Regions from separate parts of the Homo sapiens genome. Here region 2 is linked to region 1. Evidence: chromatin loops called from intact Hi-C (ENCODE). Cell type or tissue: IMR-90. All regions are shown on one strand.

Region 1 (8,000 bases):
TTCATGTAAAGGATCATTCTGTCTAGTAGGCCTAAAAGAAGGGCTGTTTATAAAATATGTTATTTTTGTATAATCTTCAGAAAGTAGCCTTTCTGCCCTCCTTCCTGTTTAGAAAAAAATTCATGTTAGCCAATCCCACCCTTTTATACTGTCTTTTGTTTGCAGTAAATGATAACCATATTTGCTAAATAATAGTGCACTATAATGTTGTAATTTATTACTGGCTTTGACACAAACAAATGTCTACTTAACCAAGGTATCTAAAAATAGAGAGGAAGGGCCAGAGATTGATTGAATCATGTTGGTCCTGTATAATAACTTCACTGAGCAGAAAGGATTTACTTTTTCCAGAAAATAGAAATGTTGGTTTTAATGTATATTTTGCTTCTAAACTTCTGGGCGTAGACTTTCCTGTTATGCGGTAGAAGCCTTGTCTGAGGCTATCAGTCTGACCACTTTACCTTTAATTATAGAAGTTCTCAGTCTGTAGGAGATATTCAGGAGTTGCCACATCACAAAGTATACATCAGTATATCGCCCTGGTATAGGGTGCATGAAAACAAGTAAGAACTATGTTCATTCATTCATTTATTTATTCATTCATGCATTAATATAACATATTTTACTAATTGAAATCCTATGTGCCAAGTACTTTATTGAATCCTAGGAATACAGCAGTGAATAAGACCCATCCCTTGCCCTATCTTCAGGGAGCTTTCAATCTAGTATGTTACTAGAGTCAGCTCTTTGGAAATTATATAGCATCAGGAATTTAGGCATAGTTTCATAGATGTTAAAGAACTACCCTTAAACAACAGAAAAATAGAACAGGACGCTTGAAATAAATGCCTCTTAGTCTATGACTTTTGCATATGAGTTGAAAACCAAATAATCTTTGCTTAATGAATATTTTATTATCTATTATGTGAAAAATCCTGAGGATACAAGAATAAGTACAGCATAATCATTAACTTTAGGTATCTCGTATTCCTGAGAGGAGTGGAAAGGAGGGAGATAGTCACATAAACAATAATTACTATGGGGCATGTCTCCTGAAAGCAAGAGGACTGAGTGCAGCCTGGGGAGCATCACTGCAAGTGCTGTTCCTTTACCCTGAATTACCCTTCCCATCAGACTTTACTCCCTCTCCCACTCACTTGTTGATTCCTATTCATCCTTGAAGACTCGGTTTAGACATCACATCTCCTAGGAAGCACTAGCTGACCATTCTATCTGGTGCTTTTTTGGTGCCCTGTTAATGTCAGTATTGTAGCACCTCTCACCCACTTTGTTATAATTGTCTGTCCTTACTCTGAACTGTGAGCTCCTTAAAAGCAGGAGCTGTTTTATTTACCATGGTCTCCTTAGCACCTGGCATAAAACCTAGGTTATAGTAATTGCTCAATAAATATTTTTCATTGAATTAATTCATTCAATCATGAAACATGATTGAAGGTTGAATGGGATTTAGCATGAAAGAGTAGGAGAAGTGTCTTCTAGGCAGTGAGAAGAGCACAGGTCAAGACAATATTGTGAAAAACAATTCTATTTTTGGGAAACATATAGAGTGGTTGTGATCTGGGGCAAATGAGTCTAAAATGACCAGTAAGAGCATGTTTTTGAAGAAAGGAATTACAGCAGGAAAGTTTACCATAAGGTAATGTCATTCATTGCTCTGTGATCACCTACCATTTATTGTAGTAAATGTGGTAGGGTGTATAAAACACACACAAAATTAATTCTTAGTGTGTCTTTGAGGGCTACATCAGAAGAGCCTGTAGAACTGTCATTTGAACCTGCCTTCTACTTCCAAGAAGTCACTTAGAAAAGAAGAGGAGGACCTGGGGAAAACAGCTGACCCAGGCGGCAAGCTGTGTGACATTATCCACAAAATAACGCTTTCCACTCATCTTGTTCTTCCTGCCCTGACATTACAGGAAGTAAAGCAATGAATGGCTCTGCAGCTAAACTACAGCAGTATTATTGTTGGCCAACAGGAGGTGCCACTGTGGCTGAAGCACGAGTCTACAGGGACGCCCGCGGCCGTGCCAGCAGCGAGCCACACATTAAGCGACCAATGAATGCATTCATGGTTTGGGCAAAGGATGAGAGGAGAAAAATCCTTCAGGCCTTCCCCGACATGCATAACTCCAACATTAGCAAAATCTTAGGTGAGTGCAGCAGTGCAGCTAAAGCTGATCTTCTCCCCTGCAAATCCCATGAGTGCCACCAGGGTGGGAAGCAAGGGGATAACTAGGATCCTAAGGGAGATTGTGGCGGGCGCAAGTTAGACGAAGGTCAGCCAGCTGCCGCAGGAGCCTTCGTCATCACGTCTGCCTCCCCCACCCCATAATGTGGCATGTAGGTTTGGGAGTTATTATATCCACCAGGTGCCAGGGCAGGACTGTCTGAACACTTATTTCAGAGACAAAACTATTTATAGTATGTGTTAATACTGTGAATTTAGCAACTCTTGAGAGGTCACTGCTAAACAAGAATCGTGGAGACAAGCTTTATCTCCTTTTACTGTGCAGTTCTCTTAAATTCATATGTTGCTATGAAGTACTCATAGACCCTACAGTTTTCTGCTTTAGTGTTCTTGGGTTTATATGTCCCACTGAAAGAATTCATCAAGGACTAGAAACCCAAAATGGTATGAAATTCATGGAGTGCAAAACAGTGCCTCTGATGATCACTTTAAAACTTGTAAAATAAATCTACAATTATTTTAATAAGATATGACTAGTTCAAATTTCATAGCAGTGAGCTGAACACACGAGCTGCAGGGGAGAGGCCCAGTTTGTGGTAAATTGCCAGAGTGATTCTCTATTTCTCAGGATTAAACTCAAGCCTTGTTCTATTAGTGTAGAGCTTGCCTAGTGTGGATTGTACAGCTTGGAATTATTGTGCTCAACATGTTAAACATATTTTATTCAACATGCAGCATTACAGTCAACATGTTTCCTCTTTAAAAAGGAAAAACACAGAAGGCACTGCTCTACTTAAAGCTGTCACGATGTGACAAAATCTCAAAGGAAGCCATTTAAGAAGCTGAAAAACATTAGAGACTTAAACTGTGGTTTTAATTTTTTAAATGTTTTGTTCAAAAGTAATAAATATTTAACCTGAGTAAATATCAGTGATCTGGACATGCACAGATACACATGTTTTGTCACTGTATAAATAATTTAACTTGATTCTGAGGCATTTTGAGGCAGTGACCTCTAAGAAAAATTTAAAACATACATAAGATCAAATAGTGGTGAAATGTTAAATATGTTTTTCTTTTTTTTTTGATTTTCTAATTTCAAAATGGATACTAAATGTCATTACAATTAAGTGTGGTTTTTATTTTTAGAGCTTCAGAGTTATGCATAGGGATGTTATTTTGAATTTAAATATCTTTCAAACCAAAATGTTCCTAGTGGACATACATTTTTTTTTTTCTAGTTAAATGACATTCTAAAAAAAAAAAAAATCAGTGCTTCTCTGGCCTTACAGTTTTATATCTAACTTGAAGATTTTCATATTTTTCTGCCCTTTTAGTAGCAATATGAGTAAGCCTTCAGATGGGCACAGAGCCTCTCTGTTTCCATTTTGGCAGCTGTGGGGAATCTATATTATTTGTGTGCATTCTGTGAAAAAATTATTAGGAATATAGTAAGTATATTCATTAAAATGTAAAGTTTTAAGTGCAAGCGTTTCAAGAGCACCAAGAATTCTTCGTTAATTGGGGCTTTAAGCTGCTGGAAACCAGCAGAACACAGAGAAGCCTATCTGCTTAGGCCTTCTACACAACTTTTGAACAACAATCAGGAAAGAGCAGGGATGCATGTGCTATTAAAGCAGACTAGGATATTGCTGGCTGCAGAGAATATTTGTACAACTTTTCCATTTGTTTATGTATGAAAAATCTCCACTGAAGAATCGCTAACATCCAGTCTGCACAGCTGTTACCGCTTTATTCACCAGCGAGACACAAAAATGCAATTTGATACATGTAAAAAAACACATCCCCTCTTCATCAAGTGTTTAGATAATTCTTTATAAACAATATTAGAGAAGTGAATACTTATCCTTCTTCCTGTATAAACCGTATTAAAATTTTTGTACTTTTATTGGTACAGCTTTGAATGAGCGTTTATAGTACTTGAAAATGGTATATATAATTCCAATGGTATCTTCCGGTTCTAAAGCTATAACTTCTTAGGTAGAGCTTAGGTTTTTTAATTACCTAGGCCATGGCAGACTTGTGCACAGTAGTTTTTTATATATGGAATGATTTCAACATCTGCTGACATCTTGTCAAAGGATAGTTTCACTAAAGATACTTGGAGTTTGGGAGATGTTTGAATTTCTAGGACAAACAAAGCTTTTCCTGAGAATCCTGTCATGCTCAAAAGTATGCTTAGGAGGTTTAGCCTTTTATCCCTGTTGAGAGGGTAGGCAGGTGGATGGGGAAAGACCTTGGTGTAGGCAATGATCTTTAAGCAGCAAAGATATATTTTAAAATACTATAGTAGCATCAGTCTTAAACTATTGAGATAAATAACACAAGAAAGTATCATACGCAAAATTGTTCTTTGTGTTATAGACTAAAAGTATAGTTGGGACAGCCAGTGGTATGTGGGAATTGGAGCCACCCAGCGCACAGATGAGTGAAGTGATGGGAAGGTATATCTAGTTGTGTTTGCCTAGAATATGTTGCCTTGACCACTTGGGTACTTAAGGCTATTTTTATTTCTAGGATCTCGCTGGAAATCAATGTCCAACCAGGAGAAGCAACCTTATTATGAAGAGCAGGCCCGGCTAAGCAAGATCCACTTAGAGAAGTACCCAAACTATAAATACAAACCCCGACCGAAACGCACCTGCATTGTTGATGGCAAAAAGCTTCGGATTGGGGAGTATAAGCAACTGATGAGGTCTCGGAGACAGGAGATGAGGCAGTTCTTTACTGTGGGGTAAGTATTCCTGAATTTAGCCACCTGGGCTTTACTTTTGCGGTAAGTAACTATAGGATGGCTACTGGCAGTATGTTTGGGAAGGAGATTAGGGAAAGAGGAGGTTGTGGCATACTGAAGGGGCTTGGCCATGAGAATCTTTGCTGTGTCATAGGGGCACTGCCTTGCACCATGGCTTTTGCTCAAATCAAGCCAAACCTGGAACAGTTCACTCCCAGCTGATCACCCCTGTCATTGTCTCCCAAGCCAATTTAAGATGCTCAGTGGCCACACACAGAGTTTCTGGTAGTTTATTTAAGCAGATACACAGGGAGGAAAAATAAAAACTAACCTTAAGAAATCCCCATAAGCTTTCCAGCTTCTCTGGGTGGTGCTTCTGACTCTAATCACAATAGTCTGCTTTTGTTGTGGGATCTACCACAAGATAATTGGCCTCGACATTGGTTAGAGGACCTCATTTTTGGCATAAGATCCAGAACTCCTGTTGCAGTAAATTATTCTGTGGTGGGAGCAGTAACAATGTGTATTTTCTTGCTTAAATCAGAAACTAGACATGCTTTTGATATCTTCAAGTCTGATTTCATGTCATTTTGTTTAAAAATTAGGTAATAGATTTCTGGTATAAATTTCAACTTGGCTGACTGGCTGTCTGCATTCAAAAGAGGCCCCTCATAACCACAGTAGTCAGGATAAGTGGGGATGCAGATGACTGTAGATTCCAGCATACCCAGACCTAGAAGCACAGCAGGGTGGCAAATCCAGAGGGCCATTTGAGGCACAGACCTGAAGCAGCTGGACTCAGAGTAGGGAAACACTTGGGAAAGAGCTTGAGAGAGAGAAGCAGAGTAAGCAAGAGGGAAGTTGCATTTGCTGTGAAGTTGGAGGAGAATTGAGGAGCTGTGCTGTGCCAGGAAACTAAGAGAGCTTCACTTGAAGGTAGAAAAAGAGGTACCTTAAAGGAGAAGCCAAGAGCTATTCACTTTTAAGGGCACTCAAGAGGTAACCCTGTGGAACAAAAAGTTGTTTTCAGAGCATGTGTTTAAAAGGAATAGTAAATAGAGTAAGAAAACAAAGCCAATGAACGTAGTCTGGGTCATGAATCTGTGCAATACACTGCAGTGTTTTCGGGAGGAGCGTGGGCTTTGGAGTTTGACTTCTGGGGTTCACATACTGACTGTGCCACCTACCTGGGCAAGTTATTAAACTTCTCTAACTTTTGTTTTCTCATGTGTAAAATGAAATGAATAGTGGAAACTATCTTGTATGATTGTTGAGAAGATCCAATGAGGCAACGCTTTTAAAAGTACTTTATATAGTGCTTAATACGATATCAATAAAGGTGAACTCTAGCATTATCATTACTATTTAATATGTATTTCCTATCACAGAAAACCATATTTTATATCACACCAGATGATCAGTGAATTTCTTTATACCATGGCAGAACCTTTTAGAGGTAGAGAGAAGCTTAAGCCACTTTATTATAAAAGATCCCAGTATGTTAATAAATGAAGACATGACAAAATAGGATTATCAAATTCCTCTGTATTATAAATGTTTGCATTTTTAAAGGTAATGCGTTTAACGCTAAAAAGGGCAATGTGGTATAATTGGGCTATTCAGCTGATAATTAGAGGATTTATGAAAAATACTAATTCATAGTCCACTTTAAGATTATGTGATAAACATTCTCTTTTAATCCCGTTAGTACACCTCTAAGATTGTGTATAATCTCTTTTGAACAATCCAAAGTTTAAGTTTGGGACCTCTTGTGATTCCTGCCCTCCCTCAGTCATGTTCCCTGTGTATGTAGTGATACATAGTGGGGCTGTTCCGCCAGTCTGGAAGGCTACTAAAGGTGCTGTTTTAATACCTTGGTGTAATACTTATTTGAAAATATGAGTTGCAGTAATACTATTGAATTTAGTTCCCTTTACTAAAGGGTACATTAAAACAGCTCTAGATCAAAATACCACAACATGTACCAATGCATGTAAAAATAAAAAACTAAAACAATTTAATAACATCTATTATTTATTGACTATCTAGTGTATACTAGGATTTTAGATATATAAGTCACATAATTCTCTAAATAAGATAAAGAAGTTGAGTTTTAGAGAGTTTCTATGGCTACAGAAAGGTGATAAAGAGCAAAGGTTCAAATTCAGGTATTGGCCCCCATCATGCCAAATGACTGAGGAACTGTCTTTACTACTTTGTCTCAAAATATGCCTCATAGCCCTATGCTGGCAGTCATGAGTGTGGCTATGCCATCTGAGCAAGAGCTCTTAGCACTTGGAGAAAATGAAGTCTCTGCTTGTGGTATATGGTACATAAAAAGAACTTTGAAATTTAGAGACTAAGTATCCTGTTCTCAATAGTGTAGAACAGTCCTTTATGGAAGGATCATTTTAGACTGCAGAATAGGGCTACTGAAGTGCAGGCAATGATCAGAATGTCTTATTCTTTCATCTCAATGCTGAGCATTTTCCTCTGCCCAGCTTTGATAATACTTGCTATGTAGAGCCAGGTGTTATTTCTGCTTAAGGATTTGTATTCTCTTTTAAGTAGTTGTAGTTGATAGATTATTAATTTCCTGAAGTTTTTCTTTGGAAATTGATCTTTATTACATATGAGGTTATTACAAGAGTTGAGCAAAAAACAAACAAAAATTCAAATATTTCTATTGACGTTTTGATGGAATGGGTTCAGATCAATTTTTATAGCTGATTTTGAAAAGACATGCATAACTTTCAAGCCAATAAAAGTGCATATACTGCTCAACATTTTCATGCATTTTACTGACTACACAACTGTGGCTGATGAGTTAGTTTTTTTTATTACTTAGCTATTATGAAATGAATTTATCAATAATATGGAAGGGAGCAATGTTAGCCCTTGCCTTGGTTTTAACCTCTTCAGTTCGCAGAGTAAGTATCAGAATGTTGTAATAATCTGGATAAGATTATTATCTGGATTATTCAAGATAATAAATGTGTGTGTGTATGTGTGGGTATAACACACTATTATATGCTA
Region 2 (8,000 bases), 160 kb after region 1:
AACATAGTGAAACCCTGTCTCTACAAAAAATACAAAAATTAGCCAGGCATGATGGTGCATGCCTGAAGTCCCAGCTACTCGGGAGGCTTGAGCCCAAGGCTGAGGCTGCAGTGAGCCAAGATCGCACCACAGCACTCCGGCCTGGGTGACAGAGTGAGACTCTGTCTCAAAAAAATAATAAATAAAAAATAAAGCTATTATGAAATCCTCCTAAGTGGAAATATGTTTCTTTCTTCACCATTCTTTTAGCCTTTGCTAACACTCTTAGTTAAGTACTATTTCCTAGCTTGAATTAGAGAGTTATGCATCTATGTACCTTGTGTCTCCTGGAGAATTGTAAGCTCCTTGATGGTACAAATCATCTCTCTTTTATCTTTACATCCCTGTGGCCATTTGCTAAAAAGAAAGGCTAGATTTCAAGAATGGGTCTTAGCTTCTTTGGTTATGTCTCCCCCTTTTACAGATGAAAAAATGATCGACTGACACAGAATTGGGGCATTGTCAAAGGTCACACTGAAAGTTAGAAATATTGGTTCTGACTCCAAAACTCAGACTCCAGGAATGTTAGAGTTGGAAGGATTCTCAGAGGCTGCTTAATTGTGTTTGAGTAGCCAGGAAGCTCTGAGTGAAAGGACATCTGACCTTTGCTTGCTACTTCCTTATTTTGGGCTTTGATGTTCTAGTTTCATTGTGATAGCTTTGTGGTAAACATGATTTTATTGTGAACCATGAAAAATTATTTTTGGAAATAAGCTGGAAGTGAATAGTGAACAAATAAATATAAACCAGTCTCCTCATTTATTCATACATTTATCTAAGGAAAATTATTGATATTTTTCTAGGTCCTGGGGAGATAGCAGTAAACAAAACAGACAAAATCCATGCCTGTATGGAGTTTAAACTCTAGAAGTATGTGTGTGTTTGGTTCTGTTTGTATTAACTCATCAAATCCTCACAAACTACATGATATAGTTAATATTATAATTATCTTCATTATTAAGAAATTAATAATGGTCCCTGATAAGAAAATTAAGGTCCAGAGAGATGGAGTAATTTGCCCAATGTTGCAAAGCTAAAAAGTGATAGTGGCAGGCTTTGAATTCAAGTAGCTGACTCCAGCCCCTCTGCCCTGAATCACTATTGCTACATTTATGAACAGAAAACGGATACTCAGAGAGGGTAGACTACTAAGCCAAAGCCACATAGCTCATTTAGTGGCAGGGTTAGGCTTTCTGATTCTCAAACCAGGTTCTTTTCAGGCCACCAGTCTGCCTTTCTTTTTCAAACTGCGGGAAGGAGTGGGACAGACAAAATCCATGGGTCCAAGGGCTGGGTAAGATCTGAGAACACGTAATTTCTCTTGTAGGATAGACACGGGGTGTTTGTTTCTCACATTGGCGAGATGGTGGGAGGGTGAGGAACAGACTTCCAACACACCAAATATTACCCTAATTGGCTCAAAGGCCATGATTGTATCAAGTTCCAGAAATTATGAGTGAACCAGACAGTTAGGCCACCGCAGCTGGTCGGCAAATTATTGGCTCAAGTGTTGTAATTATTAAATGCAGCAGAGAGAGAGAAAGAAAGAGAGCAAGAAACTCAGACACTTAGTCCGGGATAATTGATCCAAAAATTATGGGTTCCAAGAAGGCCAACACTTGCTTAAATTTAGATTTGGACTCCACTGCTGTCACACGCACACAAATGACTACTGTTTCCTGGACACCCACTCAGCACACACAATCAGCCCCTCAGCTCTGCCAGCCCACAGGAACAAAAGGGATTTTGATTCTGATTATTTTTAAACTTTAATGACAAATCCTTTCCTTCTCTACATTAAAAAATAAAGGCTGTGCATAGTACCATTAAGGGACTGCTCGCTGCTGTGAGATTCTCGGAGGCACTTACATTGTTTAAATTTTAATTTCTGGGTTGAAATTTTTATTGAAAACATCACTATCTTTCTAAACAACAACAAAAAAGTTTCTTCTCTTGTCACTGTGCTAGTTTGTTCTTTTACCTGCTCTCACTTTGCCTCAGCAGGAGATCATCCTGCTTCTCTGTGGCTGTGTGGCTCCAGGAAGCCTCACTTCATCCCTGTGATCCAAATTTGCTATTTCTGCCCTGGACAAGCAATCTTTAGTATTTTTTTTTCTTTGTAAATTAGAATCTATGTTAGGGACAGGCTAAGGACATAAGCCTGCAAATTCTTGGCCACCGTGAGGCGGAATTCCTCTAATGATAACGATAATGATAATGATGACATTGACAATGTTGATGATATCATGATTGTGACAGTGATGAAACCTCTATAACATTTTCTGGGCACTTCCCATGTGCCAGACCCAGTTCTGGGTACTTCATATGCATTATCTCCCTGTATTCTTCAACACCCTACAAGGAAGCTATCATTAACCCCATTTTGCAGAAGAGAAGACAGATTATGAGAGCTCTTTGCACCAGGGAGAGAGATGTAATAATTTATTATTCTGGAATAATATTGACAGTAACAGATATCACTAGAAAATCAGATGTGAAGGACTTAGTGAGAGCCAAAGAGAGATGTTTTTTAATTAGGTACTGGCATAAACCAGGAAGACTTCATGATAAAGAGCATCTGAGCTAAATGTGGAAAGCAGAATAAGATTTTGACATGCATGAAAATATCTTTAGTAAAGACAAGAAAACTGGAGGTATGTTTGGGAATGGAGGAAGGTGAAGCATGGAGGCAACTAAGGTAGGGTGTAGGGAGGCGGTGGTTAGTTTTCTTAGAGGGCCTTGGATATCAGCCTAAGGATATTAGTCTTTTCCCCATGGGCAAAGGAATCACCCAGTGTTTTCCTCAAGAGAGTGACTAAACTGGAATAGCAACTGAGAAAGATCACTCAAGGAAAGTGTAAACAGGAGGTTGGGGGAGGTCAAGATAGGAGGCAGGGAGGTTAGAAGGGAGCCTGTTAGAATAGACTCTTCTCATCACTCCTTCTTATGTGGCCATGCTCTTCCTGGTGACCTGCCTTGCATCCAGCCCTCCACTTAGGACTCCCAGGTGGTCCCACTGGTCCCAGTTGACCCTCAGATAGCTCTCTGCTGCCCCCACCTGGCCTAGGCAGCCCCTGCCACAATTCACTTGCAGGGCCAGGCCCTCTTACACATGTACTAATATCATGGTGAATAATATGACTCCTAGGACTACTGGCCAAGACTCAGAGCACATTCTACATACCAGGCACTGTCCATGTCTTTTACATGCATCAGGTGCTTAACAGTAACCTCATAAGAACTTTATGAAGTAGCTCATGTTCCTATTTCACAGGTAAGGAGACTGAGGCATCAATATGCTCTATTCTCAGGATGATAAGATGTAGAGGCTTTGCCAGGAGCTTGCTTGAAGATCTAGGATTACGGCCTTAGAGCCACTTCTGACTGGATACTGTGGGAGGACCTGGTTGGAGCCCCATAAGGGGGACCTCCCCATGGGGTGTAGTTTATAGCGTGGCTGCTTCAGGGAGGTGACCTGGCTGGAGGGAGGAATGGGGGAGGATGGTCATGGGCTGGACTGTAGCACTGAGAATTGGGGCCAGCAGGACAGGCAGAGCTTTACACAGGAAATGGGCAGCAGAGGACCTGGGAGACGGAAGCAGAAAAAGCAATAAAGGAGCATGGGGCCCGCCAGACTTGGCTTCAGGTTCCAGACTGTAACCAGAGGGCAGGTCTGGGGCTAGCTTTGTGTATTTGTTGCCTTCTTTAAACAGACAGGATTCTTAATGCTCAAAGTAACCTTTTCAACTTGACAATACTTTGGGGTTAAGGCTCTGACTCAGAAGATTCCTGTTAAGAAAAATCTACTGGCATTTTTCAAGCCAAAAGCAGAGCCCCGAGGAGGTGGGAGACAGAGCAGGGTGGTGTTTTAATGGAGACACAGTGGGGTGGGAAGATCCAGGTCGGGACGCAGCTGGCAGTCTGCAGGAGAGAGCAGGCCTGGAGAGGTGTCGGGGAGAGCCAAATGCAAACTTCTCCCACTTCCCAGTGTTGCCTGGGGCCAGCCCTGGGCACAATGATAATGTTTCTATAAAACAATTCTCAGGAAGCCTGGTAGGAGAGCCGTACCTTTCCACAATTAAGTGCATCCTTCCAACTTAAAGACCTCTCTGGGATCAGCTGAGATTGTGAATGTGTTTTGAGTATACACGAAGTGTCATATCAGGGATGGCAGGGAAAGCTGGGGGGATGTTTCTGCATGTGCACGCCCCTGTGCACATTCTCAGTGTTACAAACTTCCTTATGTCCAGTAAGTCATCTCACAACCCCAAATGCTTATTGTATTCTGGCTGATGCAGCAGCAGCTGAGCCCCTCCCCAGACAGACAAATGAAGGGATATAAATAAGAGTGGGAAGGAAACCTTTCAGGGAGTGTTGCTTAAATTATTATTGGCAAGAAACAGAAATCATTTTAAGACAACAGAGGTTTATTAATAAGGATGGTGTAGACCAGAACTGGATTTGCTTATGCTTCAAACCAAGATGGCCCTGTGGACCCACTGCTTTCCTGGTCTCTGTAATGTCCTGTGTTTACAGCACCTCTGCTTCTTTCTGCTCCAATCAGAACCCAAGGTCAAGGAGATAATTGTGTGTATGTGCTGCAGCCCACATTGTGGAGCGGAGGTGTGACAGACTTAGCTAATTATTGCTCCCATTGGAGAGCACCATTCAGGACAGCCTCTTGGGGTACTGGCTGGCCAACGGATGAGCCACTTTGGATGGGATGTTCACTTCCCAGACAATCATTGGCCACCTGGCACTAAGAGCAGCTTATAGCTGCTTCCCTCAACAGAAGTGCAGATGGGTTGGTTTTAGACAAGAGAGAATGTAGAAACTTGGAGGTCACCATAGAAGACACTTCTGAGGCAGGAATGCAACTAGGAAGTCATCCTAAGAATGAGATGAGGAATTAGGGGAAAAAGGAAGAAGAGAGACATACGTAGAAATGGAAAAAGGACTTTCTGGGACCACAAATGTCAGAGCTGAAACATATGTTAATGACAATCTAGTTAAACGTCTCTAATTTACAAATGGAGAAATTGAGCCTCAAGACCAACATTTGGGACCATAAACCAGTTCTTCCTTCACTTCTAAGGCTATCTTCTCTCTTTCAAACTGCCCATCTAGGAGAAGTTTCTCAAAGCAGATGATTTAAGGGGTCAGCCAACCTCTTCATATATGAAGGATGGATCTACATTGCTTATTGAGATTCACCGAGCAATGCTTAAGTAAAGACCTTGTGTGTGAAGGACACTTGAAGTACATATGATTGGGAGCTATATGTAAAAAGATCAAACCACAGAAATGAAAGAAAAATTAAAATTAAATTTTGATTAAATATTTGAATTAGAAATGGCTTTGTAATATTAAAACCAATACAAGTACCAAAGGGAAAGATGGATATATTTGAATGATTAATATATACTACTTTTGTATGTGAAAAATTAAGAAATTAAAGTGTAAAAACTGGGAAAATTTGTACAAATGTCAAATAAGTAATATTATTACTGTGTGAAGATTTGTGAAAATCAATGGATAATAGGGAGAAGATATAAACATACATAAAAAGGGGAAATACATGACTAATAAACATTTGCACAAAGTCTCTGCTATACTAATCAGAGCAATGAAAATTAAAATAGTAAGCAGATGCACAATTTCCCTGGCCACTTCTTTTTCTACCAAAATTAGCAAAGATTAAAAAGAATACCTAGTGCATGTATAGGGACAATGAAACAGCTGCCCTCTTACACAGTGCAAAGGAGTTTATAATGATATACTTGTTTTAGAGAATAATACAGGAATGGGTATCTGGGAATTTGTCATAAGGAAAAAATGCAGAATTTAAAGATGTTTATAAAAGTGCTTATCAAAATGAATAATTAAGAAAAGCCTGTTGTGCCATCACAGAGGAATGTTTAAGTAAACCATGTTTCCTCTGTGAAACATGGAATGCATTCATATATGCAGGAACATGCAGCTTTTAGAATATTTCCAACAATGTGTGGAAATTGTGGCATCATCGTGTTAAATCAAACCTGTGTGTGAAACCTGCATGTGAACCCTATACAAAACAGGCACAGCAGAAAAGACCCATTTAGCATGTGAGCCAAAAAGTTTTCATTTCTTCTGCTTAATGGATCATTCTATATTTTTGTTTTGTTTTTTGCTTTTCTCTTGAACCTAAATAAACATGTATTATTCTTATACACAAAATAAACTTAAAAAAGAAGTGTGGGAATTCATTTGAACTTGAGTGCAGCAAATATGAAGAATTGAAAGAGTAAGGGAAGAACACAAGGAGCAGTGTGCCGGGCCTTGTGGCTGGGTCCCTGACCTCCATCTACTCTTTCCCCATGGTACGTCAGCCTTGCAATTCAGGAGAGACTGATTCTACCCCCAGCTCTGGGGGTTGATTTACACTTTGACAGGTATAAATCAATCAGGGTACTCCCTATTCCTCACTTTGCAAAAGGTTGGTTTTGGTAACCCAGGGTTAGGCCAAAAAGACCCAGTGATTCTCCCAGGGCCCAATAGAGTGAAGTGAAGTTCTTTGAATTGATGCTCATGAAATTCCCTCTCTCCCCTCCAGAATTGAATAGGGAAGAATTTGGCCCTGACTGCTGCTGGTCACCATCTTGAAATATTGAAGGCAAATTTGACCTATGAGCAAAGTCAGCACCGAGAGGAGGGCAGAAGCTGGAGGACTGCAGAGGAACTGGACTGCTCTTTCCCCCACTTTGGGGCTTTTTCATTCAGTGAACAAGTGCATTAAGTTGGTTTGAGTTTTGTTTTATTTTTTAAATAGTATGAATTACAAGAATTCCTGATACAGACGACATCAGAGATTACTTCCCATAGACAGAATACATCAGAAATAGGGGAAGGGAATGTTGGAAAAGTTGAGGACATATGTCTGACTTCACTGTTGGGAGAAAGGAGCCAGAGAAAGAGGCCTAGAAACTAAGATGAGACCTAGAAAAACAATGTAAGGTAGCAGTGGTCCAGGAGGGAAAAGCCCTTTGGAGATGATGAGCAGCACAATACAAACATGGCCTTACCTCGTCTCATCTCATCAGCTGGGTGGTCCTGCTAAATTATATGCAGTGGATGAAGAAACAATGATATCCCTGAAGAGGGATGTTTTTGTCCTCTTTTGACATGCTAGGCACGTTCTAGATCATTTCTGGGAACTGAGACACACTCCACCAGCCATCTAGATACCCACCAAACACATCATACCTTATACATGGTCAGTGGTCCATGCTTTACTGATTGGTATCTCCAACAAAGAGCTACCAGTTAGGGATGAAGGCAGGGGAAGTTTTGCACAATCTAGGTAGTCGCTGGCTTTGGATTTGAAAAAGAAAATCCTCAGCTCAACTAAGCAATTTTCACTTTGAAGTTAAATACAAGTTGCTGACCAGCTTTTGCTGAAGAGTTGGAGTGTATGTGTGCAGGCCCAGATACAAATAATAACAAAACAGTGACTTTGGTATGTAATACTATGGTTTCAAGGAGATCTCTGTGCCTCTGGTAGAACTTCTTACTCTACTCAGTCACCTGAATGGATGCAACTATTCATTCAATCATTTATTCATTTAATAAATGTTTATTTGGGACCAATTATGGGCCATGCATGGTGTTATGGATGGGGGATATAAGAATAAATAAAATAATAAATGAAATATATGTATTTATTTAATCCTCCTTATATGCCACCACCACAGTGAGCACTTGCATTGTATTATCCATTGCATTTCATCAACTGAAACAAACCTATAGCTCAGCACTATTATTTATTCCAGTTTTAACAGATGAGGAAACTGAAGCTTAGTTAGGTCACTTGCCCGAGGTCACACAGTCTCCAAGAAGTGGAACCAGCATTCAAATCAAGAGCTTACATACAGTTAATTAACCCCAATGCCAAGGGGAAGACAGAAGCCCAAATAATGTGTTAA

The links. Peaks named below come from ENCODE experiments on the same cell type or tissue, not always from the same donor. Only the 100,000 strongest peaks of a DNase experiment are listed, where the experiment ranks them.
Region 2: it touches region 1 in a loop (1.9-fold over the local background); 8 of 110 quality-filtered maps call a loop at or near these places.

What each region holds. Positions count from the first base shown.
Region 1 is chr11:15,983,168-15,991,167 of GRCh38, reverse strand. SOX6 (SRY-box transcription factor 6) reads left to right here. Exons shown (of 16, transcript NM_001367873.1): 14 at 1,938-2,171; 15 at 4,748-4,964. Among named protein-coding and RNA genes, the nearest start is that of MIR6073, 18 kb to the right of the region's middle. In IMR-90, no CTCF peak of the experiment used is centred here; a DNase peak (open chromatin) is centred at 3,947; H3K27ac peaks cover 2,839 bases.
Region 2 is chr11:15,822,149-15,830,148 of GRCh38, reverse strand. No RefSeq gene overlaps it. Among named protein-coding and RNA genes, the nearest start is that of LINC02682, 85 kb to the left of the region's middle. In IMR-90, a CTCF peak has its summit at 3,080 (motif pointing left); a DNase peak (open chromatin) is centred at 5,868; H3K27ac peaks cover 654 bases.